2 separate regions of the Homo sapiens genome follow, and region 2 is linked to region 1. A link is an interaction called in ENCODE POLR2A ChIA-PET data of the cell type or tissue named here. Cell type or tissue: Caco-2. All regions are shown on one strand. Each heading gives the region's core, and the rest is flanking DNA. Links, peaks and the distances in the headings are about the cores only. Region 1 overlaps RNF32 (ring finger protein 32). Region 2 overlaps RNF32-DT (RNF32 divergent transcript).

Evidence for each region. ChIA-PET counts read pairs that join two places held together with the same protein. Peaks named below come from ENCODE experiments on the same cell type or tissue, not always from the same donor. Only the 100,000 strongest peaks of a DNase experiment are listed, where the experiment ranks them.
Region 2: POLR2A ChIA-PET joins it to region 1 with 13 read pairs; 4 of 35 experiments call an interaction of 5 or more read pairs at or near these places.

What each region holds. Positions count from the first base shown.
Region 1 is chr7:156,659,371-156,675,709 of GRCh38, reverse strand. It overlaps RNF32 (ring finger protein 32), which reads right to left. Exons shown (of 9, transcript NM_030936.4): 8 at 1-14. It overlaps RNF32-AS1 (RNF32 antisense RNA 1), which reads left to right and starts at 15,751. Exons shown (of 3, transcript NR_189275.1): 1 at 15,751-16,339. It also overlaps a transcript of LMBR1 not described here. In Caco-2, for the core only: no CTCF peak of the experiment used is centred there; DNase peaks (open chromatin) are centred at 7,469, 8,919 and 10,413.
Region 2 is chr7:156,608,519-156,624,857 of GRCh38, reverse strand. The region is part of intron 1 of RNF32-DT (RNF32 divergent transcript); the gene reads left to right. Among named protein-coding and RNA genes, the nearest start is that of RNF32-DT, 24 kb to the left of the region's middle. RefSeq lists enhancers at 4,018-4,707, 4,708-5,397, 11,518-11,637, 11,748-11,917 and a silencer at 5,037-5,237. In Caco-2, for the core only: no CTCF peak of the experiment used is centred there; a DNase peak (open chromatin) is centred at 10,017; H3K4me3 peaks cover 2,854 bases.

The sequences.
Region 1 (16,339 bases), core at 4,010-12,009:
CTGATTTCTGTGAACTGAGGAGGAGGCGGGGGCGGGTAAGCTCACACCTGAGCTCGGTGGAGGTTGCAGGGAAGCGCTCTCGAGCCTGACCATCTATTTTGGTAACCTTCCTCGTCTCTGTCTTCGAATAATACTTTTTAGGGAAATAGATATATGTCTATTTTACTTAACTATAAATCCAGATAATCTGGACAGATGACCACAAGAACCCCTATCTGATGGAGTCCAGAACACACTACCCCAAAATACGGCACCTTGGCATACTGAATATTTTAAGGAAAAAACATTCCTTCCCAAAGGAATTTGAGAAATGACAGCTGCAGGAGGGACCGTCTGACCTCTCCCCACCCCTAAAGTGGGTCACAGGACCCTCCTGTGAGAGGCACCCTCGTCTCCAAAGACGGAGGGAGCCGGGAGGAGACAGCACACAGGCCTTGCCGTGGTTCCCACCGACCACCCTCAGCTCACCCCTTGTCCTGTCATGCTTCCCCACGACCTCTGTGTCCTCATCCAACCTAGCATAGAAAGCGCTCAGGCGTTACTGTCTCTTCGGGTCTCCGCTGCCCCTTCGGGTCGCCGCTGCCTCTTCGGGTCTGCACTATCTCTTCCGGTCTGCGCTGCCTTAGGAAGGCTTCCATACCACATGGGACTTACTAAGTAAATCCGTGTAATTTTCTCGTTAAGCTTAACTTACAGGGCTCCAGCTGAAGAATTTAGGAGGGTAGGGGAAAAGGGTATATTGTTTCCCTCCCCTGCTGTTTTCTTGGTTGTGAGCTTTGACCATTAGCAGGAACACATTTGAAATTAAAAGTTGAGAGAAAAGTTCGAATTTCGCAGGATCAGCTCTGTCCCATAGAAACATACTGTGAGCTACGTATGTAATTTTAAAATTTCTGGCAGTCACATTAAGTTTTTTAAAAGGTGAAATTAATTTTAATATTGTATCTGACCCAACAGATCCAAAATATTATCACTTCAACGTTTATTAATTGAATACAGTACTTTGTTTTTTTTGGTATTTTTGTTTGGTTTGGTGGAGACAGCATCTCGCTCTGTCACCCAAACTGGAGTGCTTGGGGCCATCAATGCTCACTCAGCCTCGGCCTCCCGGGCTCAAGCCATCCTACACTAGAAAGGTCTGAGTCATTACAGAGTGGCCACCAGTGTCATCTGAGGCACGGGTAGGTGGCTCATTCAGGGCCACACCAGCGGCTCCTTTTTAGTACATGTGAAGAGTGTAAAGCAAAGGAGAATAAGGTGTGTAAAAGGTTGTGCCAATGGTGACTGTCAGCCACACTTCCTGCCCTCTTGCTTGTCCTTTCAAGTACAGAGCTGTGGCTCACCCAGAGATGACATTTCCCATTCCCCCATGCCCAGGTGGGGCCACGTGAAGTAGTTCTTCCAGATGGACGTGGCTCATGTCTCTTCTGGGTGTTCTCCAGGCCCGGGGGGTGGCAGATAAAGGGCAGAGGGAGACAGTTCCCGAGCCCCACAGGCTGGCATGTTGCCTGCAAGCCAGGACACCTGAACTGTCCTATGAGACCGAAGCTCTGGCTTTCAGTCACTGAAATTCGGGGGGTTATTTGTCCAGCAGTGAGAAGTGCCGATTCAGCAGTTACATCTGCTTCATGGAATCCGGCTTGAAGCACAAAGAAGGATGAAATGAACAAGTCCCGTGGAGATCTCACACATTTAGATATGTGATGGGGAAAATGCATTTTGGATGGTCCATGACTGTCCAGGTTTCAAATATTCTAGTCTACTGGAGTCCTCACGTTCACTTTTTCTTTTTTTTTTTTTTTTATTAATGTGGAGCAACCTGGCAGAACGTAGTGTGTATTTAAATCACCAGACTTCTGAAGGTGCCTTTGAGGACATGGAGTTCTCTTCCAATTCTCTCCCTTCTGCAAAAAGATCGTGAGACAGCGCAGGGTCGAGTGCTGTGGAGACTATGAGCTGCCTTTCTCCCTGGGATGTTAGAAGAATGAGTATTGGCTTTAAGGATGAGAGGTCCTTTTGAGTAAAGAACATTCTGTGAACACAGCAGGCAGTCCACAAGGGTTGGGGTTTGAATGAAGGGGGTGGCTGAGGATCTTCCAGGCACCTGTGTTTTGGGATTAGCCGTACTTGGAAGCCTGGTGGAAGCTGCTTTTCTATTTATGAGTCAAATTCTCTTTCACTCTGAATGTAATTATAATTGCCAAGCAGCTGTATCTTAATTTAGGGTCTTGAATCGGTAACGTTTCCTAAGGCTTTAATTTTAATTTTCTTTATTCCTTGGCCTTTCAAATATCTAATAATATCTAAATAAATTATTGAAAGTAGAAGAGTTCTCTATACATTGTAAAAGGAAAAATTACTTGGAAATATACACAGTTACCTCCAATTGATGCTTTGTAATTCAGGTTTTCTGTAAATTGTTTTTAAGTGTGAGATACTTTCCACATATGCCTGAAAAGCAAGATCTTTTCTTCCTTCAAAATTATACCTCAGAAAAAGGGTCACATTCTAGTCCAGACCTTGCAAAGTGTTTCAACTTGTGAGGTATGTTCTGAGATTAGTTTTGGACATAAAAGTACTATTTGGAATGACTGATCAATTGAATGAAATGATCGATATGATCTGGGTGTTTATTCTCAAGGTGGGGCCCAGACCCCGCAGCCTCAGCTCCTGGGAATCTGTGAGAAAAGCAGAGCTTTTCAGGCTTTGCCCCGGGCCTGCCGAGGCCACAGTCCGCGGGGTGAGCCCTGCGATATGCTTTACAGCCCTCCAGGTGATTCTGAGGCCCATTCAGGTTTAAGAACCACGGTCATAGAAGTTACCGATCACATTTTTAAATATGCAAAGTTATTTAACACAGCATTAGTTATCATTCCTGGAGGTGTCACCTCCCAACTCCAAGCATGGGTATCGCTGTGCGTGCGCTTTCAGAAGCCACTTGAGAGAGGAACAGAGTAAGTGTGCGGGCCACATATAAATATGTATGTACATCTATATGCATTTATGTTACAGTGTCACCTGTGTGTGCATATATTCTATCATACGTGAGTGTATCGCTCTCTCTACAGGATGCCTGGAGCAATCCCAGCTGTCCTGATGTTACATAAATGAGTTACTTAGCTCAAGATAAACTTCCAAAGACAGCATCATTAGGACTTTTTAAAGTACATTTTCCTTCAAACACTTTAGATGGAAATAGAGCTCATATGCTCTGAACAACTGTGTTGGGTGACTCCTAAGTGGCCCTATTGATGACAAAGACCCTGAGGTCCAATACTGATGTCACCTATTGCCTCCTTCTGCCTCAGTCACTGTGGCATACAGGTCCTATCTCCTTTATTAGTCCTGGGGCCAGGACTGTTCTTAACGCTGGTAATAGCATCCAGGGTTTTTAAAGGGTTTTGCACCTGTCGTCGTCACACCCTGCCTTTAAACCCTCTCAAGAGCTCAGTACACGCACCGACCATAGTAGGCACTTGTTGAAAGAAACAGACTTGTCAGTTTTGCATATATACCAAATAAATCTCAGGGAGGGTGGCCCTTAACACTTAGTGCTCCAGTCTTAATGGTAACTGGTGTAATATAGCAAGAAAGCAAATAAATGCTTAGGATATTTTAATATACATAAGAATCACAAACTAATTCCACACTCAGGTGTTTGATTCCACAGAAGAAAACCTAGCATGGCAGACGCAAATATTCCTTTCCACAAGTTTTGATGAAATATTCCATTCCACAAGTTTTGATATGTACTTTTGCTATTCAACTGAAATTTCTTCTCATTTCCATTATAATTTTGTCTTCGATTAATACGTTATTTAGAACCGTTTATTTTCAAACGTGAGATAGTTCTATTTTTTTAAAAAAAATTTATTTCTAGCCTCAGCTGCACCGTGGTCAGGGAACATACTCTACACGACTTAAGTTTCTTCAAGTACGTGGACATAAAGATGGTGACATGAGATACTAGGACGACTGGGGAGGGACACGGGCTGAAAAACTAACTGTTGGGGACTGTGCTCATGAGCTGGGCGACAGGACCGCCTGTACCGCAAACATCGGCGTCCTGCAGTACACCCAGTGACAAACCTGCACAGGCACCCCCGAATCTAGAAGCTGAACTTATAAAACATAAATGTCTCGACCTATGATGACATCTGCATCATGGACAAGCGTATGGTCAGTTTTTATAATGATATATTTGTACTTTGAAAGAAAATATGTGCTGCCGTTGCTCGGTGTGGTGTTCTACACCATTATCTCTAATGATGCCTTTGCTTTAGAATCTCTTTCGTCAGGTATCAGCACATCAGCCTTCTTCTGTAAAGAGCTTATGTGTATATTATAGTACATATAATATGTTACCACACTCACACACACACTGTTCGCGTTTTCAGGCATCTCTTCTGAGTAACACATACATAATCTGATTGGTGCTGGAGCACTCAGTCCGCTTTGTGTTGTTACTGACAGACAAACGGTGCACCCATCCTGCTCTGTCTTCCATCTGCCCTGCCATTGGTTTCTTAATTTTTGCTCTTTTCAATTAAAGTTTTCTATTCATTCTCTTTACTGTTTTGAAGGTTAAAACTCTGTTTCTATTCTTTTAGCTATTGCCCTAGAAGTGCATACTTACATTATTAAGGTCTAAATTGGAATTTTTATCCCTCGAACCAATACAAGGATCTGAGCATACTTAATTTTCCTCTCCTGCTTTATGTTATTTTTGTCATAAGCTCTCTCTCTCTTTTAACCTGAGACATGAGTTTTCTTGTTCGGTGGAATCAATGTCTATTAGATTTACTCACATTTTTACCACTGACATCTCAGATTTCCCGTCTGGGGCCATTTTCCTTCCTCATGCAAGGCATCCTTTAGAATTTCCTTTAACGAAGACGTTCTAGTGGCACACTTTTTGTCTGGCTTTTCTTTTGCCTCTCGTCTTGAATGTAACTTTCATTTGGTTCACATGGGAGTCTAGACTGGCGGTTAGGTCTCTCCCGACACACGGAGATGCCATCTCACCTTCTGCCGCTCCCACTGGGAAATCTGCAGGTCCCAGGGTTTGCCATCGTCTGTCCTCGTTCCTGGCCACTTCCAAGATGACTCCGTGCTTTGTGTTCTGCAGGCTCACTAGACACTTAAAACAAAATCATATTGGGCTTCCTTGGGCTTCTTAAATCTGTGGCTTGTATCTTCTTCAGATCTGGAAAATTCTTAGCCTTTGTTGCTTCAAGCTGTTGCCTCTGTCCCACGTGTTCTCTTTTCTCTTCAAATTCTGACAGTGACATCCTGCGCCACATCCTCTCTTAGGCAAGTCACTTCCCTGGACCCGCTTTCCAGGGGATGCAAAACGCAGGGCCCCCCTTGCAGACCTGACTCCTCAGTGAGCTGAAGGCAGGGCCTGACTAGAATGTGTGTGTATCAAGAGCCAAAGTCAAAACAGTAGAGCCAGCCGTGCTTAGCATCCAGCTCCTCTGCAAAGAAGGAAATGTGTGTGCCCTAGTGGGTGGGAAATACGAATTGTGTGCTTTTGGTGATTCCACGTATGACTTAAATGCTCTAATATTTGCACTTAAAACTGACATTCTGGTGTAAAGATGCACTGTGAAAGTCATAAAATTTATAATTTAATTTTTTCTTAGAATAACATTAAATAAACAGCAAATAAAAAAAACTACATGACCACTGGAGAGAGAGGCCACAGAAGTACATACAGCTTTATACTTTTAGTACTTGGATGGCACTTTCCCATGTTTTCTTTCTTTTAAACAGGGATCTGTGTTTCATTTTCATGGCACTAGGCCATGACCGCCCGCCCTCCTGTCACCTGGAACAGAGTCCCCAAGCCCTGCGTGCTGCAGGCCCAACTGCACGTCTCATCTGGTTATTTTGAGCCTCCCCTCCATGGGCACGCCCTGCAGAGGCTCCCAGGAAGCGCCTGTGCTGGAGGGGCCCAGCCATGGCCCCTTCTCCCTGGGAGTCCCAGCCCTGCCCTCTTCACCCTCTTTGGTCTGGGTCCCAGCTGCTGACCTCGCATCCCCGGGGCTCTGAGGGCAGTTTCCAGTGTTCACGTGGCTGTGGGTCGCCCTCTTGAAAATGACCTATCTGCTCAGCGCCCAGCTCAGGGCCTCACAGGGGTCTGGGTCCTGGAAGGGTCACCTGTGCCCAGCGGCTCACACTCTGCCAGCCTGCCCCTCCCACATGCTAAGCCGTGCTGCCCTCTGCCTGGACAGAGGTTCCAGGGAACGGCACGGTTCCTCCATTTGGGTTCAGGGTGCATCTCCTCAGACATTTCCACCTTATTTCAAACATCTCACCCCTCACTTCACTCTCTCTCCCCTTCCTCTCTTTGCATTTTTCTTCCTGGCACTTATTCTTGAAAATTGTAACAAAATATTTTATTATTTGTCTCTCCCCAGCTCCCTGCAGGAAGCGTGCCCTGCAGCAGGCGCGAACCACCCGAGCGGCCTCCACATGCACCTAGACAGGCACGCCGGCTGGGTGCTCACACCTGGGCCCTTGCACCTGTGTCTGCCCAGAGGGGCTGGTCAGCACACCCTTTACAATGAAGGCTCACAAAGTACACAACTCCAAGTGCCAGTCCATGAAAGCAGTTCGCATAGACTTTTCATGCAGTTGAGTCTAATTTATATTTTACTATCCACTTACCCTATGTAACCAAATATCATTTTTACACTTATTAACAATTCATACTTTTTTCTTCCTTAAGAGGAATTAAAGCATTTCCTCAATGAGAAAAACAATTCCCTTTATATGTAATGGTGGTTAAAGACTATTAATATGCATTTTAATCAATCTAAAGTAAATAATTTTAACTTAAATTTACCACTTACAGGATCCGCATGGTGAATGACAAGTTTCTAAAGGGGCTGGGGTGAAAAGAGTTGGGGAATTGCTCAGCTGCCATAGAACAGGCACTGTGCTAGCCTGATGGTCTGGATGACAAACACTGGTTCCTTTAACAGAGAGCTCCCGTGTAGCAAGAAAAGCCCCGCTGACGATGGAAAGCGTGCTGCTGTGGCACTGGACTCCGGGAGACACGGAGTGAGGGAGGGATCGCCAGGCTTCTTGGGAAGTCAGCCTACAAGGCGCTCTGGGCAGATGCAGCCAGTGGGACGGGGACCTGGGAAGGAAGGAGTGAGGACACAGAGGCAGAGGGAAGCAGGGTGGCAAGACCCACAGGTGCAAGTCACTGGAGCCCGGCTCCACCCGCCTCCCCTCAACAGCCTCTGTCCTCTGGGAACACTCTCCCAGGTCACTCCCCATGGGCCACCCTCCTTCCTTCTTGTTCCTTCCTTTCCTGTGTGAATCTTATGGTCTGGCCAAACTTGTTGACTCAGTTCAGTGAATCACTGTTAGATTTTTCTGTTTCCTTGACTGCACATGAATGACTGGTGGGATCCATGTGTCCCAGGTACCTGGGCTGGAGGTGACCTCTCTTCTCTGAGCTCTCACAGGGCGCTGCTGCTCCTTTCATTCCACACACGTCAGCTGCCCAGTGTTAACTTTTTCCTGTGTGCACTGCTTATCTCCTTGAATGAGTGCCTTAGATTCAGGGAAGCACCAATTCATCTTTGTAAGGCCCTTAGCATTCAAGAAATTTTGACTTTAGGTTTGCAACAGATGAGAAATGAGAGCAAATATATGCCTCAAATGTACATATTCCAAAGGAGTGCAGTAGAAATCCTTTTTGGGGGAACTAAGAAAAAACACTGCCTACCTAAAATGATTTTCAAGTTACTTTCAGCGTCAAAATTCAGTAAAACGTCAACTTTAGCTTATAATCATAACATTGACATTAGCTTATTAATAAATATACTGAAAGTCCTTCCATAGACATTTATGACAAATTTAAACAGTGAACTGGGATGAATATTCTTACAGCTTTGAGTATTCAGAAGTTAGCAAGGGTGGTACTTTTAGAAGTCAAATCAACATTTATTAACTATTGTAGTTAATTCAAAGTACTATCCTATGGGCAGCTACTATTAGATATTTTTAATTGTCAGATTCTTCCGTGTGCAGCTTTCTTTATTCCTTTATTTACTCCCTCGCTTTTTATGTGGGTTAGATGACCTTAGTAACTGAAAGGGCAAGAACTGTCAAAAACAAATGACAACTGACTTCTAGTTTTTAAACAAGTGGTTGATATTATGAATTTTACAGAAACAGACAAAATACCTAAACATTTTCAATTTTACAAAGAATGAATGTCTTAGTGTAATTTTTCCTTTTAAGCCTCACATATCAGATACTTGATAAACTAAATAAGAGTTTGAGTTATTGATATGTAAAACAATTACTGGTCATTTACAAGTAACAAGCTGGCTAAACATTTAAAAAAAATATACTAACAAAAGCACCCAGGTGAACTCTGTCTACTCAGGAGGGCTTTTTAAGTGATCCATCTTGATGTCAGCAAATTGCTTACTAATGTGTTGACTTATGGCCGCCCTCAAAAGCAAAATGAAAAGCCTGGAATTTACAGCATATCAATGAATCAGTTGATAAGCTTTTACTGGTTTAATATCCTTCCAGTCCTGCTGCTTGGAGCCACTTCAAGTTAGCAACAGAATGTTTGCCATCTCTATGTGATAAAGGAAGTCAAAGGACTAAGCAAACTTTAAGACCATTATGCTGTTTGGTGAGATGTAAATGAAAAAAGTCAGAGAAATCTTGTGCTGGAGGGTGTGGGAGCCAGCAGCCCCTAAAGCCGCCCCAGCATCTGACAAATCACTCACCCCACTTTCTAAACAATGTCTGGGACTTTTAGCTGGGGCGGAGATAATATAATGCACTTGAGAAGTTTTAATTGCAGCAATAAAAGACCCTACCTCAATCATATGACATATGCTAGCAGAGTTTCTAGATAAGGATCAAAGGCAGTCAGGCCTAGCCGCTGCATTCTGGGCAACACTGTGGACTTTCTGTACACACCGGTGCTAGGTATTAGTAGAACAGCTTGAGTGACCTTTCCAGGCCTCTTTGATCTGCGTTCCTCAAAACCTGAATGAATAAGTGTTCGAGGACTACTGTATCATCCCGAGACAACTCAAACACCCTCTCTGACACAGGCATTTCTGAGTGAATTTTTATTCTCTGACACTTACCTAAGGGTACAAAACTCAACATCTGACCTTTTCAATTCTTACCACAAGACTTCAATATAGCTGAAAGGATCTACATTGTAGCACGACATCACTGCTGTGGTTGGGTTTTGTTAGGAATGTGTCAGTGACATCTTAGAGCAACACAACTTTGTGAAAAGAAACCTGCAGTGTATGCAAGCATTCCTCTTCACAGAAAGAGGGTCCCTTTTCACTCGTCAACACACCCAAAAGGTGCATGAAAACTAAAGAAAAGACTTCACTAACTCTCCCTGTAGTAGAGGAGTAAAAATGTAGGAACAAAGTTCGACAAGCAAAATAGATTAATTTATAAAAACAGAATGGCTTGGGCTAATCTCATCCTGAGTATTAAAAACGTATCCCTCTTGGTGAGATCCTAAAACATATGAGGGAAACAAACACTTCCTAATCAGCTATGTCTAAAAATATCAAACTATTATCCCTCCTTGCCCTCCTTTCTATTGATTAGACTTCTCTTTCCCCAAAGGCAACTTATCTTTGATCGAAACCAATGGTTCCCAAGTATAGCAAACAAGTTTTCACCTATCTGCCAGCCAAGAAAGAAAGAATAAATTCAGTGGAGTGAAATATGTGTAAGGCCAAATGTCTGCAGTGTGAAAGGAATATCCTTTAGTGTGCGGTCAGGTACTTTTTTCTTTTCTGGTGTTAAAATGGTCTTTCTTTTACACAATGATTCTGATGGTACGTGGTGTTTTGTTTTTTCCTCTAACTTGGTAAGGTAAGTTTAAAAAGTTGGCACTGACTTTGTTGAAGCCCCAGATTTCTCTCATAGTTCAGCAGAGTCTAGAAGACTGAAAAGCACTGGAGTGCAGAATCGAGATGGCTGGTGGGTGGGAGTGGAGAATCAGCCACTGACAGAGAGTCAGGGGAGCTGACGCTGACGTACCTTTAACTTTGGAGTGCGTCATGTGATTGATTTCTCCTAGTAATTTGTGATTTCAGTTTTTTTAGGTTAAAAATAAAATGAATTTGCAACAGTTTAACGTTCACCAACAGTGAGAATGGAGATGCCACTTAGAAATGTAGCTGCTGGTTTCACATGTTATTCCCAGACTTAAAAACTGTTGTTCCCCAGATCATTAAGAATTTGCCATATTCAATCTTATTAATTGCCACACATTTTGCTTTGTAAGATTTCCAGTTTCTAAAATTCAAACCTCAGAGTTGCATACACATAGAAGTATGGAAGGGGTGATGAGGTGAACGCATGTGAACAGACTCAGGGGTGGCTTCCCATACTACGCAGAAAAACCTGGCATGCCTGGAATTTCACTACATTACAAAGCTAGTCTCTCACTCAGAGGGGCCTTGATAAAGTCATTGTTCATTCTGGCTTTGGAATTTATTTTTAATGGCCGTATTACTAGGAAACCTATAGACACCGATGAATCTGAAGCTGGTCCTTATTTAGTACACATTTTTAGTTCTGAAGAACTTTTGGAAATATAAAGGACAAATGTAAGGAGAAAATGAAGCCTGAGTTGAGAACCTGAGACCCACAGTTATGTTTTTATTTTAAATATCTTAATCTGATTTCTAGAAGCTTAACAAGCCTCATTTTACTTATAATCTTACGTTAAAATTTTTATAGGTACTTAAAGGAAAGCAGTTCAATTTTCTCTTTTTTACTGAAACATATGTTTGTTTCTTGGTGAAAACAATACAATTCTGTTTCTATCATTGGAAAAATGACATTTTCACATGTTATGCCCAGATTAAACTAGATAAACTTGTTAATAGTATACTATTATGCTAGATGAAAAGAGTCTTTTCTAAAGGCATCTGAGGATGATGATGACTTTCTTTACTAAGATAGGGTCCGTGTATTATTTGTCTCACATTTATTATTAAGCTCTTCCAGTTTTGAGCTGTAAAATATTCTACTCATTGATTACATCTTTAAAAAAGAACAATAAAATAGATGCAACCCCTAAACATTAATATATAATATATACAAGGAAATTCTCCACTTGTACCAAACATGTAAATCAAGATGATCATTTTGCCTTGTCAACCAGGACAAATTACCACCTAGTGTGCTCTTGCAGTGTTTTTCTTTTTCTTTCTTTTTTTTTTGGATGGAGTTTGACTCTTGTCGCCCAGGCTGGAGTGCAATGGCACGATCTTGGCTCACTGCAACCTCTGCCTCCCGGGTGCAAGCTATTCTCCTGCCTCAGCCTCCTGAGTAGCTGGGATTACAGGCGTGCGCCACCACGCCCGGCTAATATTGTATTTTTAGTAGAGAAGGGGTTTCTCCATGTTGGTCAGGCTGGTCTCGAACTCCCGACCTCACGTGATGCCCCCGCCTCAGCCTCCCAAAGTGCTGGGATTACAGGCGTGAGCCACCGCGCCCGGCCCTTGCAATGTTTTTCTATAGCCTTCAGAACGTTGTAAAAGCCACGGTGGCAATCACGCAATGTGCCGTGTGCACTGGAGCAGAATCTGAGATCCAGGCTCTCTCCCCGCTCTGAGCTGCACACGTTCTGCTAGGATTGTGGTGTTTTGTCTGTTCCCTCGTTATCTCCCCTGACTAACAAAGCACAGGCAGAGAGCAGGCACCCAGGAAGCTATTTGACTCCATTAATTTCATGTATCCATTAAAATGTATTTGAGAGTGTAATCCGTGTGGAATGTTCTTGGCAGTAACGCATAAAGCAGTGTTCTTTAACCCCCTTCAGATGAATGAACTCAATTTCCCAATTGATTTTTCTCAAATAATTTTTTTCTCCACTGGTCTGAAATACCTTCTTTAGTACACTAAAATTTCCTGTATGCTGAGATGTGTGACTTTCTACTGTTTCATTGTTTGTCTATTATTCCCCAAGAATCTTAGTTGCCAAATTTATATATTTTGATATCTAACAAGGCTGTTCTATCTCATCAATCTGTCTTTTAAAAAAATTATTAGCTCTTCATACCTCTTTAGATAAACTTTAGAGTTAACCTGTAAAGTCCTAAATGCACAGCCAATCCTACTCCTTTGGGAGTTAGAAACTACATTAAATTTATATAAAGTAAGTGGACATTTTTACTCATTCCAGTGTAAAATGTCTGTCATTTTATTCAAGCCTTTTATTCCATCAGAAAAAATTTTTTCTTATCAGTGTGGTACATTCCTTGTTTGGCTTATTTTAATATAAATATAATGTAAAATTGTAATATACATGTGTGGATTTATATAATATGCATAACATATACACATATGTGCACACACATATATTTTGTTTTCATGTGTTATTGGCAAGGATTGGCTCAAGTGTGATGACAGTAAGTAACCTAGTTTTCTTTATGGTTTTTTACTCTCTAAAACAATGTGTTTTTAGTATTTGACACATAGTTTTTAATGTGACAAGGAAATTTCATTCTAGTTCTAGTGTCTTTCATTATTAAGAATGGCTGTTAAGGCCGGGTGCAGTGGCTCACGCCTGTAATCCCAGCACTTTGGGAGGCCGAGGCTGGTGGATCACGAGATCAGGAGATCGAGACCATCCTGGCTAACATGGTGAAACCTCATCTCTACAATTAGCCGGGCATGGTGGTGGGCGCCTGTAGTCCCAGCTACTTGGGAGGCTGAGGCAGGAGAATGGCCTGAACCTGGGAGGCGGAGGTTGCAGTGTGCCGAGATCGCGCCACTGCACTCCAGCCTGGGTGACAGAGCGAGACTGTGCCTCAAAAAAAAAAAAAAAAAAGAATGGCTGTTAAATTTTATTTAATATCTTTTCAGTAAAAACGGAGATGCTCATATAATTTTTTTCAGTCATTTCATACTTTAAATTTCTTTCCACGTTTGCTATTTTTACAGGAAGTAATTTCAATTATATTTTCACTTCTATTGCATAAAGTTGTATACAACAATTTTGTAATTTTAAAATGATTTCTATTTATATGGGTACACCTCCCTTTCTGTGTATCTACAGAAAACCAACGTCCCAGGTCAAGCAGTCAGGCAGAGACAGAGAGAAAGCACACGCAAGAGAGTGAGACTGTGCCTGTGTACACACGCAATTCACTTTACTGAGTCCACTGATTCAAATGCTCAGCTCATCTGGAAATACCCACAGGCACACCCAGCAATAATGTTTAACCAGATAACCTGAGCATCCCTTAGCCCAGTCAAGTTGACACATAAATTAACCATCACACCTGGGTAATGTGAAATTCAATAACCTAGTTCAGTAACCTTTTGGATTCCATTAAATATGCAGGGCATTCTAAAATTGTAGATTAACATTTCTCAGAGGATTCCCATCGCTCACAGAATGAGTTTATTAAGTTGGAAAGGTAGAAAAAAAGCATCAAATGGTGAGGTCATTTGGTAAATGATTAAGAAGTGGTCTTTATTATAAAGGACAGCTGTTGAGTTCTACCCATACAGGCATACAAGCACATAGGGCATGGACCCATATAGGCACCTACTACCTACTGCTAATACACTATTTTACAGTAAGTTCAATCTTCATTTATTTAACATGAGATCTGAGTTTACAGATTTCAAGTGTTTATGGCCAAATGAGTTAAGTGAGCAAGAGTTACATGATAGGATCCCTATTCATGTAACAAATTATGAGTATAACCTCACTATGATCTGAGTGTGTGTGCGTATATGTATACATCTGTTCCTCCCCACCCCCACACTTGAAACTTGAATGAGGTAAGATTACAGTTCAGCAGATAACACGGTCACTTGTATTATGTTTAAGGTGGCAGTTATTGATAATGCAGACTGCTGATATCTACAACCCATCAGTGACCCATAACATTAATGTAGTAGGCCCAGCACTTTGGAAACGAAGTGGAATAAAAATGAACACAGTGTGGTGCCTGCAGTGAAAGCAGATTTTGCTTTGCGAAAGTTACGTTTCTGTTAACTGTATACATGTGGTGGGTCATTGCTGTAAGCTAAAAATAAAATCCTGGCCAGGCCATGGTGGCTCTCACCTGTAATCCCAGCACTTTGGGAGGCCAAGGCAGGCAGATCACCTGAAGCTGGGAGTTCAGGACCTGCCTGGCCAACATGGGGAATCCCTGTGTCTACTAAAAAATACAAAAATTAGCTGGGCATGATGGCGGGTGCCTGTAATCCCAGCTACTCAAGAGGTTGAGATAGGAGAATTGCTTGAACTCGGGAAACGATGGTTGCAGTGAGCCAAGATCGTGCCACTGCACTCCAGCCTGGGCAGCTGAGCGAGACTCCGTCTCAAAAAAAAAAAAAAATCCTAAGGCCCCCAGCAACAGAACGAACCCCCTCTTGGCCAAGGGGGCCCTAGGAAAACCTTAACAATGGAATTTCTGGCCACGATGGGAAGAAAGGTGAGATGCCCCTTATGCCCACTCCTTGCTGGAGTTTAAGCTGAAGTGACCAGTATTCCTTTAAAAGTGATAAGGCTGACGGCAGTCTGAGGCAGTAAGAAACCAAAGTACAAACAAGACCTAAGGCCATGCCCGGCAAGGGACAGTCATGCCGCAGGCCATCAGTCTTGCTGCGCAGCATCCTCAACTTAGAGATTCCCTTCTGCTGACTCCAGTATTTAGATAGAGCCCTACTCCTTTAACCAACTGCAAATAAAGAATCTCTGAATCCACCTACAATCTGTAAACCCCCACTTCAAGATATCACGCCTTTCTGGCCAAACCAATGTATAACTTCCATGTACTGACTGATGTCTTTGCCTGTAACTCCTGCCTCCCTAAAATGTATGAAACCAAACCGTAATCCAACCGCCCGGGGTGCACTTTCTCAGGACTCCTTGAGAGTGGGTTTCCTGGCCTGCAGTCACTCGTATCAGTCAGAGTCAACTTCTTTAAAATACTTTACAGAGTTTGGTTTTTCTGTCAACATTGCTTAGAAGATATTTCTTATTGTGGTTGAGGAAAAGTCTGAAAGCCACTGCCCTAGCCTATGGCTCTTGCCTATAATCCCAGCTAACTGGGAGGCTGAGGTGGGAGGTTCGCTTCAGCCCAGGAATTTGAGGCCAGCCTGGGCAATATAACGAAACCCTGTCTCTAAATAAAAATAAAAAACAACTTATACAGTTTGTTCTCAACTACCACCCCTGCAAAAAATAAAAAATCAGTTTTACTTATCAGTTTCTTCACAGATATTCAGCTTAAGTGAATTTGCTATTGAAATCATCTGAGATCATCTTAAAAGCCCCAAAGGAAAAACCACATTTGTAATATACAAGCTAGAATAGCATTCATACTTCTGTTCTTCTTGATCTCTTAGATGGTGTTGTTTAAACATACAATAGAGGTTTAGAGAAGACCAAAGAAATTGGAAGAAAGCTTCAGCTAGGCTTTGAAAAACTGGCACATTTTAAGCAAGGCAGAGGGAACCAGTAGGAACGGGCAGGACATGCGGGGGCGGGCAAGAGTGTGCTCAGAAAAGCAGACACGGGGATCAGAGCGGGGCGTTCCGAGCGATGAGGGCTCAGGACGAGGAGGCAGCAGTTGGGATGAACCAAGGATAAAACAAAAAACAGTATTTGTGGGGAGGTGGGATGGCCACAGGGCAGCGGACCCAACGTCCAGTGGGACAGAGCTATGAATCTGCCTTGTAAAGTTCCATCTCTCTGTGGGAGACACTGAATTAGAAACTGAGGAACTTGTTTGATCAGGTCTCCCTGCCCCGACTGCTCTTGGTCACTTGCTTTTTGTTATTTTTCGTTTCCTTTTTCCATGAAGCTGAAGGCTGCAGCATTTGAACACCTGAGCACTGAACGCTGAAACTTAACCTTCACTGGCTACTTTACAAGATAACACAAGGCACATTGTAATGGTTGCTTCACTTGTTTCCAGCAACCTGGGCCAGTTCTCGTCCAGTTCAATGGGCTGAGACCACCAACACTTTCAGTGGGCCTTTATCTTCAAGAGTTCTTATAAAATGATGTGTGCACATGAAAAATATTTATATATATAAGGTAAAATGACTATCAAATCTGTAATTAAAATTGTATAAGAGGTGACAAAAAATCACTTCTGATTTAAGAGACAACCTACTATGACATATTAGAAATTACTAAGAGTAGCCCAGAGAACACAACTGACTGTCAACGACTGAAGATAAAAAACTGGAAAGAATGTAAAGGAAGGATGACGCAATCGTGCATGGCGGTCCTTTACCAAATTGAGAATGAACACCCGAGACGAATGATCTCTGAAGATCA
Region 2 (16,339 bases), core at 5,294-13,293, 52 kb after region 1:
AATTTAATACATTGTTATTAATTATAGTCATATAATAAGTTATACAATAAACTATAGTTATACAATATATCTCTTGAGCTTATTTCTCCTATTAACTGAAATTTTGCATCTTTTGACCAACATCTCCTGAACCTCTCCCTCTCCACAGCCCCTGCCAACCACCATTCGACTCTCTACTTCTATGAGATGAACTTTTTTAGATTCCATATATTAGTGAGATTACTGGCATTTGTCTTTCTGTGCTTGACTTATTTCACTTAACATAATATCCATATGATTGCAAATGACAGGATTTACTTCTTTTTATGGTTAATAGTACTGAATTGTGCATATAAACCACATTTTCTTTACACATCTGTTGATGGACACTTGGGTTGATTCTACATCTTGGCTATTGTGAATAACACTGCAGTGAACATGGGAGTGCAGTTATCTCTCCAACACACTGCTTTCATTTTCTTTGAACACATATCCGGTAGAATTGCTGAATATGGTAGTTGTATTGTTAAGTTTTTGAGAAACCTCCATACTATTTTCCATAATGGCTGTAGCAATTTCCATTCTCACCAGCAGTGTGCACGTGTTCTCTTTTCTTCACATCCTCTTCAATTCTTGTTATCTTTGATCTTTTTGGTAATAACCATTCTAACAGATGTGAAGTGATACCTCATTGTGTTTTTAATTTGCGTCTCTCTGATGATTAGTGATGTTGAGCAATTTTTTTATTAATTTTTTTATTGAGACAGAATCTCACTCTGTTGGCCAGGCTGGAGTGCAGTGACACAACCTTGGCTCACTGCAGCCTCCATCTCCCAGGCTCAAGCAATTCTTCTGTCTCAGCCTCCAAGTAGCTGGGATTACAGGCACCCATCACCACACCCGGCTAATTTTTCTATTTTTAGTAGAGACGGAGTTTCACCATGTTGGCCAGGCTGGTCTTGAACTCCTGGCCTCAGGTAATCCTCTCGCCTTGACCTCCCAAAGTGCTGGGATTATAAGCATGAGCCACCACGCCCGGCAGAGCAATTTTTTATATACTTTTTGGCTCTTTGTATGTCTTCTTTTGAGAAATGTCTATTCAGGTTCCTTGCCTATATTTTAATCAGGTTATTTGATTTCTTACTATTGAGTTGTTTGGCGTCCTTATATAGTTTGGATATTAACCTCTTGTCAGGTGCATAGTTTGCATATATTTTCTCCCGTTCTTTAGGTGGTCTCTTCACTCTGTTGATTGTTTCCTCTACTCTGCAGAAACTTGTTAGTTTGTTGCAATCCCATTTGTCTATTTTTGATTTTGTTGCTGATGTTCTTGGGGTCGTATCCAAAAATGAACCAGGCCAATGTCATGGAGCTTTTCCCCTATGTTTTCTTCTAGCTTTATAGTTTCAGGTTTTATGTCAGTCTTTAATCCATTTTCAGTTGATTTTTAAAAATCTGGTGTGAGAAAGGGTCTAATTTTATTCCTCTGCATATGGATGTCCAGTTGCCCCAACATGATTTATGGAAGAGACTGTCCTTCCCCTATTGTGTGTTTTTGGCATTTTTGTTGAAACTTAATTGCCCATAAATGTGTGTATTTATTTCTGGGCTCTCTATTCTGTTCCATTGGTCTATGTGTCTGTTTTTATGCCAGTACCATGCTGTTTTGATTATTATATGTTTGTAGCAGATTATGAAGTCAGTCAGTTTGATCCCTCCAGCTTTGTTCTTTTTGCTCAAGAACCTAGATTGCTTTGGCTATTCAGGGTCATTTATGGTTCTATACAAATTTCAGGATTGTTTTATCTATTTCTGTGAAAAAATGTTATTGGAATTTTGATGGGGAGTGCATTGAATGTGTAGATTGCTTTGGGTGATACAGACATTTTAACAATATTAATTCTGTCAATCCATGAACACAGGATTTTCATTTATTTGTGTCTTCTTAATTTCCCTCATCATTGTATTACAGTTTTCAGTTTAGAAGTCTTTCATCTCTTTGGTTAAATTTATTCCTAAGTATTTTATTTTATTTTATTTTGTAGGTATTACATATTGTAAATGGGATTGTTTTCTTTTTTGGGTAATTTGTTGTTAGTGTATAGAAATGCTCCTGATTTTTGTATATTTATTTCATTTCATGTGTGTTTACTGAATTTGCGTATTAGTTCTAACAGTTTTTTGATGGAATTTTAGGGTTTTCTTTTTCGTTTTTGTTTTGTTTTGTTTTTTGAGACAGAGACTCACTCTGTCGCCCAGGCTGGAGTGCAGTGGTGCGATCTTGGCTCACTGCAATCTCTGCCTTCTGGGTTCAAGCGATTCTCCTGCCTCAGCTTCTCGAGTAGCTGGGATTACAGGCACCGCCACCATGCCCAGCTAATTTTTTGTATTTTTAGTAGATATGGGGTTTCCCCATCTTGCCCAGGCTGGTTTCAAACTCCCAAGCTCAGGCAACCTGCCCGCCTCAGCCTCCCAAATTGCTGGGATTACAGGCATGAGCCACCGTGCCCTGCCAGGATTTTCAATATATAAGATCATGTTGTCTGCAAACAGGGACAATTTAACTTATTTTTTTTAAGCATCCCCACAATTTGGATGCTTTCCATTTCTTTCTCTTGTCTAGTTGCTTTGGTTTGGACTTCCAGTACTATGTTGAATAAAAGTAGTGAGCCTGCCCATGCTTGTTTGGTTTCTGAGGAAAAGCCTTCAATTTTTTTTTACCATGAGTACAGGCATACCTCATCTTGTCGCACTTCACTTTATTGCACTTTGCAGATATTGCATTTTTTTACAAATTGGAGGTTTGTGGCATCGAGCAAATCTACTGGTGCCATTTTTTTCCCACAGCCTGTGCTTGCTTTCTCAGTGTTTTTAGCAATAAAGTATTTTTAAGTTAAGGTATGTACATTTTTTAGACATAATGCTGTTGCATACTTAATATACTATAGTATAAACATAACTCTTGTAGGCACTGGGAAGCAAAAAAATTCATGTGACTCTATTGCAAAATTAGCTTTATTGCAGTGATCTGGAACTGAATACACAATATCTCTAAGGTATGCCTTTATGATGTTAGTTGTGGATTAGTCATCTATGGCTTTTATTGTGTTGAGGTACACTTCTTCTGTACCTAATTTGTCAAGAGTTTTTATCATGAAAGAATATTGAATTTTGTTAAATGCTTTTTCTGCATCTATTGAGATGATCATATGGTTTTTATCCTTCATTCTCTTAATATGGTGAATCACACTTATAGATTTGTGTACGTTGAACCATTCTTGCATCCCTGGGATAAAGACAAATAAAATCAGAAACGAAAGAGGAGACATTACAACAGATACCACAGAAATACAAAGGATCATAAGAGACTACTGTGAAGAATTAAATGCCAACAAATTGGACAACCTAGAAGAAATGGATACGTTACTAGACACGTACAGCCTACTAAGACTGAATCACGAAGAACCAGAACATCTGAATAGATCAATAATGAGAAAGGAGATTTGAATCAGTAATGAAACATCTCTCATCAAAGAAAAGCCCAAGACCTGATGGCTTCACTGCTGAATCTTACCGAACAATTGTAGAACTAATACCCATCCTTCTCAAACCCTTCCTAAAACATTGAAGAAGAGAGAATACTTTCAAACTCATTTCACAAGGCTAGTTTACCCTGATACTAAGTCAGACAAGGACACTACAAGAAAAGAAAATTACAGACCAATATCCCTGATGATCATAGATGCAAAAATCCTCAACAGAATACTAGCAAACCAAATTCAACAGCACATTAAAAGAATTATTCACCATGATCAAGTGGGATTTTCCTACAGATAGAAAGTAAAAAGTAGTGAGTTTAATTTTTAGATAATTTATTTTGTTTCTAAAGGATCTTTCTAAAATATAGAAAAAAATGAAAAGACAGGCATTGATATTCTGATTTTATTATGAAAATTTTCTAATGAAACATTTATAAGAATATTGCTATTCAAATATCCCTTCCCACTTCCCACTGGCAACTGTGCCATCGGTATCTTTGTCAACTTGTTTCTCACCAGTGCAGGGCATCATGGACACTTAAGGATACAAGGTAAAAAGATTGCAAAGAAAAAACTGCAAATTCCATGAAAGGTTCAGGATTTAATGGAATTGACGGAAATGACGTGGCAGGCTCTTAGGTAAAGCTGTTACTGATTAAAGATCTGGCGGAAATAGACCTGATAATTTTAGAAGAGAAAATGACAAGACTGATGGCCAGGAGCTTCAGAAGAGAAAAGACTTGCATACTGAAGGATTAAGGAAGGCTTCAGGAATGCATTGAAGAGCCTCTTGATCATCTGCAACACAATGGAAGTCAAAGTTGAATGAATACCACAATGCAGTTTTTCAGTCTGGCACATATTAACCATGCTTATGCCCTGTGACCCATCCATTTGGCTCCTATGTCTGTTGTAGCTTGTAGTATTGTCAGAGGCGTGTGAACCAGAGCAACTCCATCTTAAACAGGAGCTGGGTAAAACGAGGCTGAAACCTACTGGGCTGCATTCCCAGACAGTTAAGGCATTCTAAGTCACAGGATGAGATAGGAGGTCAGCACAAAATACGGGTCATAAAGACCTTGCTGATAAAACAGGTTGCAGTGAAGGAGCCGGCCAAAACCCACCAAAACCAAAATGGCCACGAGAGTGGCCTCTGGTCGTCCTCACTGCTAGGTTCCCACCAGCGCCATGACAATTTACAAATGCCATGGCAACGTCAGGAAGTTACCCTATATGGTTTAAAAAGGGAGGCATGAATAATCCACCCCTTGTTTAGCATGTCATCAAGAAATAACCATAAAAATGGGCAACTCGCAGCCCTCAGGGCTGCTCTGTCTATGGAGTAGCCATTCTTCATTCCTTTACTTTCTTAATAAACTTGCTTTCACTTTGCACTGTGGACTCACCCTGAATTCTTTCTTGCGCAAGATCCAAGAACCCTCTCTTGGGGTCCAGATCGGGACCACTTTCCTGTAACAGTAATGGCCCCAGTTCTCTACCCGCTTTTGGTTGTGGAGGCAAGGACCAGCCAAAGGAGAACAAACAGGCTGTTTATTTACAGCTTGTGATAACAAGGAATTCAGCTCCACCACCTGCATTCAGCAGGGGCTCAGAGGTGGAGAGCAGGAAAGCTGTAGAGTGAAGAAAGGAAAACTTCTAGGGTGTCCTGATTGGAGGTTGCCAGTGTGGGGGTGGCTCATGCAAAGTGAGCATCGCATGCCAGTGGTTTGGCGAACATATTTGGCTTTCTCTAGTTAGTCCTAATTTGGAAGCAGGGGCAAAATATACAGAAACTGGGTGTCGTGGACCTGGAAGGAAACTGAGGCACAGCTTAAGCCACAAAGAATTTTTCTGAGCCACATTTGAGTGACTGTAGCCCAGGAAATGCTTCCCAGTTACCTTGGGAAGTGCTTCAGAGGACAAGGGAGGATTCCAAGCTTTTAAAGAAAAAAGGATGAATCAGGAGAGGGGGCAATTGCAAAAGTCGTTTTTCAACTCTTACAATGGGTTTGATTGCAGTCAAAGCAGCCCTGGAGCTGAGGGTTGGGTGTAACTGTAAGAAGCGCCCTTGGAGAGGGAGAGGGCCACCACAACAGATGCCTTGGCTCACCCCCGCTCAGCCAGGGGGTTGTAGTCTGGGATTGAACATTCTCCACTTAAGCCGCCAGAGGCTCAAGCCCAAGTGGCCTCCCAGCTCCAGCCTAGGCCCCTTGACTAACATGTCGCAGGCTTCCCTGGTCAGGCTGTTCACCAGGTCCCAGGGTTCCCGGCCAGTCGGTCCAGAGAGCCTGGCCTTCCTTCCCCAGCTGCTGCTGCGGAGGCCGTGGTAAGCGCTATGCTGTCACACTTGGCCTGGCCTCTGGCTCTCATCCGTTTGTGTGCTGTCTCTTGATGCTTCCAGGCTTGTGTTATTAGGGAGTGTTTCAGTAACCCTGTACTCCAACCCTGCTCACCCCCAGACTCTGGTTTCAGATATTCAGCTTCACTGGATTTACGAGTGGGCCTGCAGGCTGGCGGTCCTGGCCGGGCTGAGCAGAAGCTTGTTTTGAGCTTGTTTTGGTCTCACTGATGACTTACCGTATGGACAGGCAATCTGCTGAAGAAGAAACCCAAAGCAGCTAACGTTCAAACGGAGCCGCAGGCTGCTGGCTAACCTGGCCTGGGCCGGGGCAACTCAGCCGTGGTGCCCCAAAGCTCTTCATCCTCCAGCTACCCAGCTCAGCTGTGTTTCTCCATGAGAAAGGACGGGAAGCCTGTGTGCACGCCCGCTGTGGGCCTTGGCCGGCGTGTTTGCTAACATGCCAGCCGTCGAAGCAGGACACATGGCTGAGCCCAGGTCTCCAGGGGGAGGGACCGCACAGCTGCCCGGCAGAGTGCACACAGGGGTCTCCACCGCACTCTACCCAGTGACTTTGTGATTTTCCGGGTGTCGCCACATGATTTGCTTTGTTCAGGAAAGTGAAAATGGTTGGATATCAAGAGAAAACTGCTTCTTGGATGGTTTGACAATTGCCATGTATGAAACACAGCATTACTACTTTTATTTATTTATTTATTTATTTATTTATTTATTTATTTATTTATTTATAAGAGACAGGGTCTTGCTCTGTCCCCCAGGCTGGAGTGCAGTGGCACCATCATAGCTCACTTCAGGCTCAATCTCCTGGCCTCCAGCCATCCTCCCACCTCAGCCTCCTGAGTAGCTGGGACTACAGGCACAAGTCACCATGCCCAGCTAATTTTATTTTATTTTATTTTTTGGTAGAGGCGGAGGTCTCACTATGCTGCTGGAGCTGGTCGTGAACTCTTGGCCTCAAGTGATCCTCCCACCTCAGCCTTCCAAGTCGCTGGGATGACAGGTGTGAACCACTGCATTTGGCCTGTTACTGCTTTTTAAACGAGATCTTAGTCCATGAGTCCAGAATTTATGAATTCATAGATAGAATATTTAAAACGAGGCCACTGGACTGCTTTTCTGCAGTTCACATATCTGTTTTATTTTCACAGTGCAGAGATAATTTGGAAGTAAATGTTTTTGTGGAAATTTTAAGTGTCATGGGTGGCTCTTCCATTCGTATAGTATTTAAGGATTTATTTTCAACATCCACAGGAAAACATTTATTCCTTTAATTAGGACTGGACTCAGTTTCCCAGTTAGGAGCCATTAAGTAGTAACAGTCTTGCTGGTGGGTTCCATTTCCCCCATATTTAAAGCCTGTGTAGTAACTGTCACTCTTTATTACTCTTAAAATGAATCATAAAGGAATGGAGTTTAGACTGTATTTAAGTTCAGCAGGTGTGCGCTTCTAGACTCCCGTGTGCGCTGCGTGCACAGAAACGGGTGCAGCCCAGCCTGGGGGAGACACCACAGCTGTGCCCGTCCTGCCACGACTGCCCTGAGATGCGCCCTTGCCTGGAGACCATCAAATCATCCAAGAAGCAGTTTTCTCTTGATATCCACTAAGACAAATGTTCTGCCCAAAACCTTTACCTCGTGTACACTTTATTAATGGAAAAAGTAGTTTTATGCAAGTAGAAATACTAAAAGAAACAGAAATAAACGGATAATACACGCAAGTATCACTTCCCTCTGTTTCTGAAATTGTTCTGTTTTATTGTAACTCTCTCCGTGGTTTGGTCGTGGCATATTTTAATGAATGCTTTTATTCGCGTCTTTTCCTGCGTCAGTCCCGGCATGGCCAGTGGGGATCCGTGTTTATTCCTTGAACTAGGACTTACTATTCCGCGCCCTTTTATGAAAGCGCTGGGCCAGGAACACAGTTCCAGGTTCACCCGGCTGAGCGCGCTGCCCTTGCGGAGGCCGCGGGTTAGCGGGAGGGGGGCGCAGATGCGGGGTGCGGGGGTGACGCCCGGCTGGGGAGGGGGACACGGAAGCCAAGAAGACTCGCGGGAAAGGCGGGTGGAGAGGGCAGAGACCCGAACCCAGAGCGCTGCGCTGCAGGGAGGGGACGGGCCGCGGGCAGGAGCGGGGCGCGGGGCGCGGGAGGCGGCAGGGACCGGGCTGGAGCCCGGGCGCAGGGGCGCGGGGTCGGGGCGAGGAGGGGCGCGGGGCAGGAGGGCGCGGCGGGGGAGAGCGCGGGGGACGCGAGGTCTGGGGGCGCACGGGGTCGGGGAGAGCGCGGGGCGGAGCTCCTTGGAGAAAGTGGTTCCAGCGGGGAAAGGGGAGTTTTGGACTCTGCGTGTGACGGTGACTTTTCTGCAGGGTTTTTGCCCCCACCCGTCACCGCAGAGGCCTGCAGCTGTAGCGGAGCGGAGCAGGGCGGCCGGGGCCTTCCCTTCTGCCGCCGCCAACGTCCCGGGTGCTGGGCCCCGCGGCCAGCGCCAACGCAGGAAAGACCGGGGCGCCAACGCCGCTTTGCTGGTTCCCTCCTGGGTTCTGTGATGATACATTCAGCCCAGCGTTTTTGCTGACCCTAAACCGGCCCACTCCCAAATTGTGGTTCTGGAGGATCCCGGGTCGCGGGCGCTGACACGTGCGGGTGGAGCCCGCTGAGACTGTGGAGGGGTGACGGCTGGCCACAGTTGAACTTTCAGGTTCTGGCGGGACGTCTGAATCCAAACATATAGGGGTGTGTGTGTGTGTGTGTGTGTGTGTGTATATAAAGTGCATATGTGTGTGTGTGTATATATATAGTGCATGTGTGTGTGTGTGTGTGTGTATATATATATATATAAAGTGCATATATGTATATACTTTTTATAAGTGGAAAACACAGTTCTCCTGGGATCCAAAATATTGTTTTCCTGTTTTCTTAACTGTTTGTCCTCACCACGCGGCCCAGTACCCACCCGGAGTGGGCAGCCGAAGGATGTTGTGGAATTCATAATATCCGGTGGTAGAAGTACATTAAACTACTTTGTAACAGGTGAAATAACAGGAGGGTTTCTCCCGGATTCAGGAAGGGTTCTGAAAGAAAAGGTGAAGGCATCCGTTTTTAAGTGTTAGAGTAACTCATTCATTGGAAGGAACTGTTCCCATACAGTTTGGGTTTTACAAGTAAAAGGACAGGTGCAGAGCTCGGCTCTGTCACTGGGTGCGTATGGTCTTGGGCAACTTATTGCACTTATTTTGAGCTTCAGTCCCTCATTTGGAAAATGAGAGTGATAATATCCGCCTCGGGGGATTGTGGAGGGATTAAATTAGGTAACCTGTGAGACCCTTTGCCAGGGCCTAGTGGGCAGCAGTGCTCAGGAAACGCAGTGTCCTTTGTTCTTTGGCCCAGACTATGGCCGATGAGACGTACCACCTGGGTCTAATGAGTGATTATGTGGCAACTTTATTCAATGCCATTCCTTATTAATGGGCACCTTGTGGCAAAAGTTAACATGGGAAAGAAATAGGCTGTTGTAGAATTGTTAAATAATATTGAAACCTTCTTTTGATACAGTCTGGTTGGGTACAGATATACCACAGAAAAATTGTTTTTAAACTAAGAAAATAGAGACAAATGAACATTTTTTATTTGAATATAGACCATTCCATTTAAGTTTTGCAGAGTTTAAATTTAGCAAGTTGAAACCACAGGTTTTTGAACAATGGCAATTTCAGAACTTCTGGTATGTGAGTTTTGTGTCTTTTCCTCATTATTTAAAGCTCCTCATTCTTTGAGAGTGTAGTAAAGTTCTATCATTTCAGACATCAGAATTAGCATTGAAAACATGGGATTCTTTATCTGGATTGATGAAAGTAATTTATTGTTTGCTGTGTCAAACACAGCATGCTATTTGTCACATTGTGGTTTGTGTATCTTTCTAGAAGCTTTCAACTTTGATCTGAGGCAAAGTACACTCAGTAGCACAGATGACAGAGCTAAAAAAAAAAAAAAGCCAGTGATGTGCATTGTCACTCAGAGACTCTAAATCAACAAGCATGGAGACGCGGAGTAAAAAGCCACCTGACTTTAAAGAGGCTTGTACGTTCTTGTGAGAGAGCAGACCTCTGCCTTTCTCGGGGGAGACAAAGGTGTAGAGCGATTTATGAGTTAAAGATCGGGTTCACTGTGTGCAACCCAAAGGCACCTCCTCAAGGCCAGAGCCTGGTCCTGGCCTGCAGCCTTAGGTAAACACTCGCATTTAAAAGACCGCGCAGAGCCGGGACTCCGTGCACATAAAGGCGGCTTTCTTCAACTGTCATCAGAGTGGATTTTAGAACGTGCTTTTAATACTTACAAGGTTGATGTTTGCCTTTTAAAAAATGCTATTTGAGATCGTTTCTTATTTAACTTTCACCTTGGCGTGCCTTTTACCTGATTCGTGGCAGCGTTAAGGAAACTCACCTTGTTGTGAGATCAGACAAAGATTTAGAGCAGTGTCGCACAGTGTGACCTTTTAGAAGTCAAGGCTCCACCAAATCCTTGTTTAAACACCGTAAAAACTGGATGAAAAGCAACAACATATAATCTTAATCTGAACATTTGGTCTCAGATTCTTTTTATTGCGCTTGGGTTGATTATTCTGTGAGATAAATTAATCGTGTCCCAGGATAGCTGTGTACTTCCATTTCCTTTCTGATTTTTAACAGACAATGGCCCAGATCAATAAAACGGCAAAATAAAGAGGTTTGGAATGAGGAACATTGTTGCATACCTAAGTCTGTACTCTTCTAGAGAATGATTCTCAAAAGAAATTCAGCTATGCTGTTAAATCTGCATTTGCAGAGTTAATTATTAGTAGGAATTTTAAACTTGTATATTAAAATGATCATTAATAGCTGCAGAATAATGCATGGTCCAGATGCAACAATTTATTCAAGCATTCCTTTAGTTATTGGCATTCTCTGTTTTGTGTTTTGTAGTAAGAATATTCCTGTCCATTTATATTTATGTACCTGGTGTATTTTAATTCAAGTATATTGAGCTAAAAAACACATACCCCTTTAAAATTTTACAATTCTATGAATTTTAGCAAGTGCAGACTGTCTTGTAACCACCATGGAAATCACAATGAAAAACATACCCATCATCACGAGTTTCCTGGTGCCCATGTGCAGCCAGCACCTCCCATCACGCCCAGGTGGGACTGGCTAGTTGTAGGAAAACAAGCTCAGGGTTCCCACGGATTCTACCTTACAGTGAGTGGTATGATTATTCCATTATATATTACAATGTAATAATAATGGAAATAAAGTGCACAAATGTGATGTGCTCAAATCAACCCAAAACCATCCCCATCCTAGGTCCATGGAAAAATTGTATTCCACGAAACTGGTCTCTGGTGCCAGAAAGACTGGGATCTGTTCTAAGCCTTCTCCGATGAAGTTGCCCTTTGGTAAGCTTTCCCGCGTAACACAAATTTATCCATACTCCGTGTCCACCGAAGAAGTCTATCCACATAGTTCCTGCAGAGACTGCCCTGTTATCAGTTTTCCAGCTGTATTCCTTCCAAGTCCTGGGCCATCCATTCATACTGATGGCTCCTGCTGTCTTGGGCCATATTCTCTTTGGGGCAAAATGAACAGCCAGGTGCTTTTCTGGGAGTTCTGCCCACTGCAAATACTTCCCTCAACACTGTCCTTCAGAGCCGTCTCTCCATTTCTGGGCAGATGTAGCATGTATTGTGCACAATCATCTGTAAATGAGGCCTGAACCTTTGATTTCTCAGTCAGCGGGTGGAGGGTGCTCGTCACCGGGCTGCAGGCCTGCTTGAGAGAGGATGTGACTGGCAGAGTGGCGCCACGGGGATCTGAGCCACGCGCCCATGTGGCTTGTGCTTTAGAATCATCTTGGGTGGAGCCAATATTCACCACTTCAACTCAAGGACAGAAAGCTGCTGTGGCTTTGTGGTCGGAAAACACCCAGCTCATGGTGAAGCGTAAGAGAGGAGGAGAAATGGGGCAAACTCTCTCTGCCTCCCTGCAAAAAAGAAATCTGAAGTTTTAAAGAATATCTCCAAATCAGATATAGGAGGATTCTATTGATAAATTAAAATGAACAGACACTCTCTCAAGTAAGCAATAAGCTGTGTTTCTTGTCGTATAGATCTTACCTCAGGAATTTTAAAGCTTATCTATTGCTTGCATCCAAGGTTCTCTTTACCTTTACCAGGTAAAGGTGTCTTTGTTTGTGCTGCTACAATAGCATACCTGAGACTGGGTACTTTACAAAGAATGGAAATTAATTTGCCCACAGTTCTGGAGGCTGGAAGTCCAAGGTCAAGGTGCTGGCATCTGGTGTGGGCCTTCTTGCTGTGTTCTCAGTGATTCTGATGCAGCTAAAGCTGGAGGACCACTGGCAGAAGGCAAGAGAGAGCCGGCTCCCTCCAGCAAGCCCCTTTACAAGGGCATTTAGTCTCATGGCCTAATCGCCTCTTAAAGACCCACTTCTTAATACCATCCCATTGGCAACACCTGGATTTTGGAAGGAGCATGTTCAAACCACAGCATGGTTTTCTATGTGATTTTGGTTGTATACAGCATGGCTGTATCATGCTAGGCAGAAATATGACCTTGTTATTGTCTTTATTTGGAGATTAAATCGGGTTTAAGGAGATGTGTATGGGTACCAAAGTGACAAGGGGGGAAGCTTGGGATGGTGGATTTTGGATGTCAAGGTGACAGGGTATTAAGGGATGCCCAAATAGCTGGCAAAGCACCATTTATTCTTATGCTTCAGTGGGCATTGGGCATGGCCCTCTTCTACTGTAAGGGAAATCCAGTTGGCCTGGTGTTTGATTAGAATGATTGTGCTGCCCCAGGAGTGTCTGTGAGGGAGTTTCCGGAGGAGTTTGGTGTGTCAGTCAGTGGACTGAGTGGGGAAGAACTGCCCTCAATGTGGATGGCATCCTCCAATTGGCTGGGGGGTCCTGGATGGAGCACAAATGCAGAGGAAGGGTGGATTCTGGCCCCTTCTCCCAGAGCCAGGATGCCCTTTGTCTCCTGCCATTGGACACTGGAACTCCAGGCTTTATGGCATTTGGACTCAGGGACTCACACCAGCCCCCTGTGCATGACCCTCTCTGGTACTGGGGCCTTCTGCCTCACACTGAGAGTTATAGCACCGGCTTCCCTGGTTCTGAGGCCTTCGGATGTGGTCTAAGCCGCGCTGCCAGCTTCCTGGGGTCTCCAGCATGCAGACGGCCTGCTGTGGGCCTCCCCAGCTTCCATAATCAAGTGAGCCAATTTCCTGATGAATCCCTTTCCTCCAGCTCCTATGAACCACGTCGGTTCTGTCTTGAGAAGCCTGGCTGAAACGCTAGGCGTTGCAACACTAAAGATGGTCTCTATTTCCTTCTTTAAATCACACACACAAAGTTCAGTGACAGGCTGTGTGTAAAAGGCCAGATTCCACAGGCATTCCCACACAACAGGCTTTAGTGACTCCTAGGGCATTCGCTCAGCAAAAGTTAACACTGGGCACTTACTCTGTCCCATTCCCTGTGCTGGGCAGTGGGGGACAGCAGCAGGCAGGAAACTGAGGTCCCTGCTCTGTGGAGCTTATAATTTAGTGTAAGGCGGGGCTAAGACTCACCCCAAGAAATCAGTGAGCAGACCACAGTGCACAGGCCCCACTCCAGGCCATTAGATAGCTCAGCTGACTCGGGAGGAACAGCATCTCCAGGGGGCTTTCTGACTCTGTCTTGGTCAACAGTTAATCCATGACTGAGGCAGAGCATTAAAGAATGTCCAGTACGTCTGGGAATGACACAAAGCTCGGAGAAACAGCAAATGCCTCATCTATCACTCATGATTGAATAGAGAAGTTGCCGGGAACTGATGTTTAACCTTGGGCTGTACATTGGAATCACCTGGGAGCTTGAAAAGCGTCCCAGTGCAGTCCGATGCTTTGGGGAGCAGGCCCTGGCTGGTGCTTCTCAGCAGTGTCTTCATCTTCCGTCTCCACTGGGCTCTGGCCACGCTTTCTCCACGGCAGTCCTCAGACTTCGTTCTCACAGCAGCAGCAGCAACTGGGAACTTGTTAGACATTCAGATTCTCGGGCCCCACTCCAGACTCACTGAATCAGAAACTCTGGGAAGGAGAGCCAGAAATCCATGCTTTAATGAACTCAGGTGACTCTGATGCAGCTAAAAGCTGGAGAGCCACGTTCCAGGAATACCCTTTCCCCAGGTAGTTCTCATCTTGCAAGACTTGGCTCACACGCGCTCCCTTGCAAGACATCCCAGCACCTGTAACTCCCTGTCCACACAGGCAAGTCGTCCTAACACGTCAGATAGGAAATCGTGATGGTGGCTTTGTGCCTGTGTCTCTGCTAGACCTTGAATTTCCTAAGGGAAGGGATTTTTTTTCCTATTCATCTCTTCATACTCTGGAGCCAAAAGTAGTACCTGAAACCTATTGGGAACTTCAAAGTAGTCTTTCTCTTCTTAGCCAGCGACAAAAGAAGAAAGTTCTGGCTGCCGTGCTGGGCCTCTGACCAGCTGCCCGTTCTTGCTCCAGGGCCTCCTGCCCTCTGGCTCCTGCTTGCTGCCGGCTCCTCCACTTTTCTTCCTGAATTCGGAAACAGAAGTGGGGCTAAGTAGCTCCCCAGCAAGGCGCACACCAGGTGCTCGGGAGGCACAGATGCAGCTCCTGACTCAATCTCTAAGCACGGGGCCCGTTCAAGTTCAGCACCCCAGCTTCTAATGCAGCGAAGATTTAAGGAGGAATCTCAAGACGTAGCTGTGGAGTCTTAGGGCAAGGGAATAAATACTATTTATGTGTTTTTGTCTTTAATTTGTCTTCTGTAATCCATATGCCTCAAATCGGGATTAGGTTAGAATCTAGTTTTTGATGTTCTAAGTATAAGAATACTGAAAAATCGAGTCAGGTTTACTTTTCCTCCCATGCACTGGATGGATGCTGAGCTAGAACTTTCTCTTGGTGTGTGCTAGGACTCATCTCCACAACAGTTCACTTTATTTAACCCTATTGCTCCTATTAAAATGGTCGGTTTTACAAGGCAAACCTAATATTGGAAAGGATACTAGAAAGGCACACATATTTACTGAGCATTTACTACTCACCAGGCATTATTTTAGGTAATTTTGCATAAATCGTCATATTTAATCCTCATTCTACCTTTTAAAATGGGAAGCACGTTCTGTGTTAAGAAAAAAAAAGCCAAACAGCCCAGAGTTAGAGAGTCTAAGAGACTTGTTCAGAGAGGTAATAAGTGGTAGTGGTGGAATTGGTAAATATTTATTCAGAACTCACAGATAGTTTTGTGTTTAGCACTTGTTCCATACGCTAAGCTTGTAGGAAGTCCATGAAATAAAACTTATTTTAAATGTTCAATTCTGGTTTATTGTCACCGATAAGTCAGTCTGAAGCAATTTGAAATTGTTTCTGATTTTAAGGAATGACAATGATGTGACATGTGTTAAGTCCAACTTTGACATTTTGTGGGAAGAAATCCTAAAATTCTAAACACTAGATTTATGCCAAGAGTAATTACTTCCTAGTGTTCTGTTTATTTAGGAATTAACCAAAAACAGAATTTTCCAGATATACTATTTTCTTTAGTAGGAAAAGAATCACCAGCTAAAACCATTCTCAGAGCCATCTGACCCTGCTAAGATCATGTCATAAATGTTGGGCTTCACTGTAAGCACTTTGGTCCAGAGTTCAGTTTCAAACAATGGGCTGTGCAGAACTGGGCGTTCTGAAATTCTTGACAGCTTTCCTGTTTGCTCACTGGGGAGGGTAGATAAAGACTCGCTTAGGTGCCTCTTATCTCTAGAATTCTGTAGATGTTGTTGGGGGGCTGGGAGCCTGGGAGAGCTCCCCTGGCATGGACCAGGGCTTTTCCTACCTTCCAGTGTGCCTTAGTTGTAAGATATTAAAGAGGAAAAAACCCCAATAAGCAAGGACGTAGTGAGTGCTCGCCCTCCTGTAATACAGATAGGAGGAAAATATGTAACAGAATAAAAATCCCCTTGGGAACAATTAAGATGACTTGGCTCATCGCCCTTCCTTTGTAGAAGAGTAAATTGAGAAGAAAGTAAGTAAATTGGACAAGGTTGTAGATTATGATCAGCACGAAGTCGACTCATCTTCTGATCTAATAATGATTCCACAACACCTTCAAGGGGCATATTGTTTAAATTAAGAAGACTCGTGGCTGGGTGCGGTGGCTCACGCCTGTAATCCCAGCACTTTTGGAGGCCGAGGCGGGCGGATCACCTGAGGTCAGGAGTTCGGGACCAGCTTGGCTAACATGGTGAAACCCCCTCTCTACTAAAAATACAAAAATTAGCTGTGCGTGGTGGCGGGCACCTGTAATCCCAGCTACTAGGGAGGCTGAGGCAGGAGAATCGCTTGAACCGGAGAGTCGGAGGTTGCAGTGAGACGAGATCGCGCCATTGT